Linked DNA regions of Homo sapiens: region 2 is linked to region 1. A link is an interaction called in ENCODE POLR2A ChIA-PET data of the cell type or tissue named here. Cell type or tissue: HepG2. All regions are shown on one strand. Links, peaks and the distances in the headings refer to the core of each region. The heading gives the core; the rest is flanking DNA.

What was found. ChIA-PET counts read pairs that join two places held together with the same protein. Peaks named below come from ENCODE experiments on the same cell type or tissue, not always from the same donor. Only the 100,000 strongest peaks of a DNase experiment are listed, where the experiment ranks them.
Region 2: POLR2A ChIA-PET joins it to region 1 with 7 read pairs; 11 of 35 experiments call an interaction of 5 or more read pairs at or near these places.

What each region holds. Positions count from the first base shown.
Region 1 is chr9:105,075,694-105,078,605 of GRCh38, reverse strand. No RefSeq gene overlaps it. Among named protein-coding and RNA genes, the nearest start is that of CT70, 85 kb to the right of the region's middle. In HepG2, for the core only: no CTCF peak of the experiment used is centred there; no DNase peak of the experiment used is centred there.
Region 2 is chr9:105,136,832-105,139,743 of GRCh38, reverse strand. All of the region lies in intron 3 of LOC105376197 (a long non-coding RNA gene), which reads right to left. Among named protein-coding and RNA genes, the nearest start is that of SLC44A1, 110 kb to the left of the region's middle. RefSeq lists enhancers at 1-316, 317-1,296, 1,297-2,276. In HepG2, for the core only: no CTCF peak of the experiment used is centred there; a DNase peak (open chromatin) is centred at 1,223; H3K27me3 peaks cover 126 bases.

The DNA of each region.
Region 1 (2,912 bases), core at 112-2,611:
GATATTAAGTCTACTATGTACCTGACTCCTTAGCTACTGTTTCCCATTAAGTTTCATTTAGTCTTCTCTGTACGTCTGTTAAGTCAGGTATTATAAGGAGTAGTGGTGGGGGTTAATAGATTAAGGTGACATTGTCTGAAATTTTGTAAGCATGTCTTGATTCTATAACATAAAGGAAATATCTAAGCTTATGCCAAAAACCTAGTACAGATTCCCATGATACAGGCAAGGCAAGGCCTTTGAAGTCTTTTTTCCTCTCCCTAAATTTTTTTTTTTTTGAGATGGAGTCTCGCTCTGTCGCCCAGGCTGGAGTGTAGTGGCACCATCTCGGCTCACTGCAAGCTCTGCCTCTCGGGTTCATGCCATTCTTCTGCCTCAGCCTCCCAAGTAGCTGGGACTACAGGTGCCTGCCCCCACGCCCCGCTAATTTTTTGTATATTTAGTAGAGATGGTGTTTCACTGTGTTAGCCAGGATGGTCTCAATCTCCTGACCTCGTGATCCGCCCGCCTCAGCCTCCCAAAGTGCTGGGATTACAGGCATGAGCCACTGTGCCTGGCCTCCTCTCCCTGAATTTAAACACAAATCTTAGGATGCCACAACTCTGACCAGCTACTTGGCAGGAAATCAAGGAATAAGTGCAAGATGGCTGCCCTCCTTCCATATCCAGGAAAGGCCTGCTTCTCAGACTACTTTTGCTCCAGGGAAGAGGAGCAGGAGAAGAGAATCACCAATCTACTCACTCCATGAAGAAATAATGTACATACATTATTTCTACAGTTAGCCAGTAGATGCTGGCTAACTGGAACCAGGGCAACATGTATGGAATGGATCTTGGGAAATGCTGAATGTGGGGAGCCAAAGAGGAAAGTAAGCTGGGAACTGCTTAGGGCAAACCTGTATCCCAGTCTATTTCTAAAAAACATGGCTACGAAGATTTAAAAAAGTTACATACATCCCTTACAAGAAATTTCCTTGTGGATGAAGGACAGACATCATGACAATAACATAAAAGGCTGGCCAAGTCTGCATACTTTCTCTGTGAATAGTCAGTGGAGAACCTGGAGTCCTTATCACTAACAGAAAGACCCAGCCACTGTATACAATTCAGATTAGCTTTTAGTCCCCTTGGGAGAGTAAGAGGTAAGTGAGCAGAATAGCACAGAATCCCTTCTTCTCTCATAGATAGGATTACCTCCCTTTAATAGACAAAACTTTCATACCTAATCCTAGCTCAGGTAGGGAGCAAAGCCTAATCCAGGTCTGACTACTGCTCTGCAGAACCATGTCTATGGCCTTTGAAAGGATAACCTTTGGCCAGGTGCGGTGGCTCACGCCTATAATCCTAGCACTTTGGGAGGCCGTGGCGGGTGAATCAACTGAGGTCAGGAGTTCGAGACCAGCCTGGCCAATATGATGAAATGCCATCTCTACTAAAAATACAAAACATTAGCCAGGCATGGTGGCAGAGGCCTATAATCCCAGCTTGTCGGGAGCCTAAGGCAGCAGAATCCCTTGAACCTGTGAGGCGGAGGTTGCAGTGAGCGGAGATGGAGCCACTGCACTCCAGCCTGGACAACAAGAGTGAAACTTGATCTTGAAAGGAAAAGAGAACCTTTGACCAAATGGAGGGGAAAAATAGGTACACAGCAGCTTAGAGGCTGCTTTTAACGTTGTAGAAGGCACAGGAATTCCCAGGAGAGCAGGGAGTGCCTGGACAAATGAAATTTATGGGTCACGTGACTGAGCAGGCCAGGAAAATATTGGGCTTGTCAGATGTCAGCTCTTTCTGAGTAGAGTTCAGGTCAAGAAAACAAACTTAGATTAGCTAAGGATTACCCAGATTTTTGACCCTGTTGAAATGTTTCTCATGAGATTCTCACTGGATTTCAACCTGGTGTGCTCCTGGGATTTTTAAATAATTTTTTGGAATATTAAAATAACTTTACCTTTTGATTAGAAAAGCAATGTATAGTCATTATAACACATCATAAATATAAAAAATTACAGAGAAGAACTTAAAAATTATCCATAATCCCACAACTTAAAGATATTGCAATCGGCCGGGCGCAGTGGCTCACACCTATAATCCTAGCACTTTGAGAGGCCAAGGCAGGCGGATTGTCTGAGCTCAGGAGTTTGAGACCAACCTGGGCAACATGGTGAAACTCCCTCTCTACTAAAATACAAAAAAATTAGACAGGCGTGGCAGTGTGATCCTGTAGTCCCAGATACTTGGGAGGCTAAGGTAAGAGAATTGCTTGAACCCGGGAGGTGGAGGTTGCAGAGATCGCACCACTGCACTCCAGCCTGGGCAACACAGCGAGACTCCATCTCCATTAAAAAAAAAAAAAAAGATATTACAATGAATTTACATGTCCTTCCAGATTTAAAAAAACGTATCTAAGTTTGCCAATGTGACAACATGCTTCCTTCTTCCCACTTTCTGGTACATTCCAAGTTTCAGGTACCTTAGGAAGGTCTTTCTTGGTAATGCAACTCCAGAAAGAACAAATCACACTCGCCATGAGAACCTCTTTTTCCTTTTGTCTTCCTCACCTCTGGGGCCTGGGGTAGCCCCATTGGGTGTCTCATCTAAATAGAAGGCTTTGCGCCTGTTGAGAAGTTGAAGAACAAGTATATAGAGGAGAGACACCAGCTCTAGAGTCTCCAGGCCTATAGCCTCTGGCTTGGAACTCACAGTAAAGTTTTGATCATTCTTCTGGTCTCCATGTGTGCTCTCAATGCACTAAAGCTGAGATCAGCAAACTTTTTTTTTTTTTTTCTGAGACAGAGTCTTGCTCTATCGCCCAGGCTGGAGTGTAGTGGCACAATCTCAGCTCACTGCAACCTCTGCCTCCCTGGTTCAAGCAATTCTCCTGCCTCAGCTTCCCAAGTAGCTAGGATTACTGGT
Region 2 (2,912 bases), core at 226-2,725, 61 kb before region 1:
TCAGACACTACAAATAACACAAGCATGGTCGGTTCTCTCTAAAATAGACACAAAGAAATTACAGTGACAGGACCAACTAACCTTATAGTAGGTTAAAGTTATAGCCTCTATGGAAAGAGACACAGCACCAAGGGAACAATAGACCTTGTCACTCCACCAAAAATGATAGACTGCTTATTGAATTTGTATACTTCATTCAAACATGAGCAGTGAGCATGGTCTTGCAGTTAGTGAGGAGCCCTGAAGGTTTCAGAGGCGAGTGCCTGTCTCAGGGCGTTGAGTCAGCCAGGGAATCAGCTCTGTATCTTTCTCAGTTTCAGGTTTTGTTGGTCTTTGTGATATTTTGCCTGGAGGATGGGTGGAGGGTCACCTCAAGAAGCGACCACAACTCAAAGTTATTTTATTCTACATTGCAAAGTATGCCAGATAGAAGAAAACGCCCCTTAGCTTCCCTTTGTCATTCAACACCAGGAAGAAAGAGGAAAATGGAATTGGTTTTCTCTTTTTTTTTTTTTTTTTTTGAGATGGAGTCTCTGTCGCCCAGGCTAGAGTGCAATGGCGTGATCTCGGCTCACCGCAACCTCCACCTTCTGGGTTCAAGCAATTTCCCTGCCTCAGCCTCCTGAGTAGCTCGGACTATAGGCGCCTGCCACCACGGCCAGCTAAGTTTTTTGTATTTTTAGTAGAGATGGGGTTTCACCATGTTGGCCAGGCTGGTCTCAAACTTCTGACCTCAGGTGATCCACCCACCTTGGTCTCCCAAAGTGCTGGGAGTACAGGCGAGAGTCACTGCACCCTGCCTGGAGTTGGTTTTCTTTGGGCTCTGAGGAACACACAAAACAACAAGACCCGTCAGAGTTCAGAGAAACCAATCTCGTGGGGCTACATTGGAACAGCTGAAGGTTTTTTCTTTTTTCTTTTTTTACATTTTTAGACTTCCCTTTGTTTTCTTACAAAACATAAAAACTCAGACTTTAGTTGCCTCTAGGCCTTTCAGAAGAAGCCAGCTGTGGGGAGGGAGGCGGGGCCGCTAGGAGTTCTGCGAACAGATTTTTCAGAGCAAGTGTTAGCATCAGCGGAGCTCTGGTCCTCCCTGTGGATTTGTAAACCAACCTCTGACACCCATTCAGCAAAACAACTTCACCTTTCACCTACTTTCTTTGTTTTCCAGCTGTTTGGTGCATGTTCTGTGTGCATATGTAAGCAACTCTTGATGATTTTGTTTGCTTATACTATTTCCTTCTCAATAAAGAGAAAGAATAGGGCATGAGTATGTCACTGTTGGGCGGGACCCCAAGGGGATCTAGAGATTGTGACCCAGCATCAGATGACAACCCTGGCCTCAGACAAAGACCCTTTGTTTCACAGATGAAGCAACTGACACCTGGATGACTTGCTCCATGCTGGCAAAGGAGTGATTGGATCTAAAACAAGATTTTTAATGCTCTCAATTAAAATTCAGAGTCTCAAGGTTGAAAAGGACTTTGACAATTACATATCCAACCTCACACAGATGCTTGAATTCTGGTCTCTAATGAGTGTACAGTGGCCGGGCGCGGTGGCTCACACCTGTAATCCCAGGACTTTGGGAGGCCGAGGCAGGCGGATCACGAGGTCAGGAGTTCGAGACCAGCCTGACCAACATGGTGAAACACCGTCTCTACTAAAAATACAAAAATTAACTGGGCGTGGTGGCGCATGTATGATCCCAGCTACTCAGGAGGCTGAGGCAGGAGAATTGCTGGAACCCACGAGGGGGAGGTTGCAGTGAGCCGAGACTGTGCCACTGTGCTCCAGCCTGGGTGACAGAGAGAGTGAGACTCCATCTCATAAAAAAAAAGGAGTGTAGAGTGGCCACGTGGCCACTACTGGTCTCACTGGAAGATGAGGAGATCACAACTGTCCCAGCAAATGGAAGCTCTTTCATTTATTTCCATGGGTGCAGGATATCGCCCAGGCTGCAGTACAGTGATACGATCTTACCTCACTGCAACCTCCACTCCCGGATTCAAGTAATTCTCCCTGCCTTAGCCTCCCAAGTAGCTGGAAATTACAGGCATCCGCCACCACACCTGGCTAATTTTTGTATTTTTAGTAGAGATGGGGTTTCGCCATGTTGGCCAGGCTGGTCTTGAACTCCTGACTTCAGGTGATCCGTCTGCCTTGGCCTCCCAAGGTGCTGGGATTACAGCTCGCCACTGTACCTGGCGAGCTCTCTGTTTTTGAATCCGTTACTTTCTATCAGAGTTATACAAATATCAATGAATTTTCATTAAAAAGGCATTTCCTGGAGCACACTTCATTTACCTTTGATCAGTTAATCGGAGAACACTGAGAAGCCTTTAATTTCCACAAGGGATATAGCCTTTCCTAAACATAACCTGCTTATTTGAGGCAGAATATCTTGTAACTCTAACCTTACATAGAACAAATTTAGGAAAATGCTGGTTTGAGCTATGGAATAAAATTCTTAAAAAGGTACATGTTAATTAATTTTTTTGTGAGTCAAATATTTTAAATGTAATAAGAGGAATTTACCACTCAAAAGCAACCAATGGAAAATATATTGCTAAACATAAAGAAGATTATTTATGTAATATAAATAAAAATGTTGGTGAACATATTCTGTATTATGAATCATTCTGGAATGATGTATGCAAATCTCTCACTCATTCTTTTCGAGATAGGGTCTCACTCTGTCACCTAGGCTGGAGTGTAGTGACATGATCATGGCTTACTTTAGCCTCAACCTCCTGGGCTCAAGTGATCCTACTACCTCTCAGCCTCCCTAATAGCTGGGACTACATGTGTGCACCACCATGCCCAGCTAATTAACAAAAAAATTTTTGCCCGTGTACAGTGGCTCATGCCTGTAATCCCAGCGAGGCAGGAGAATAGGGCCTGGAGATAGG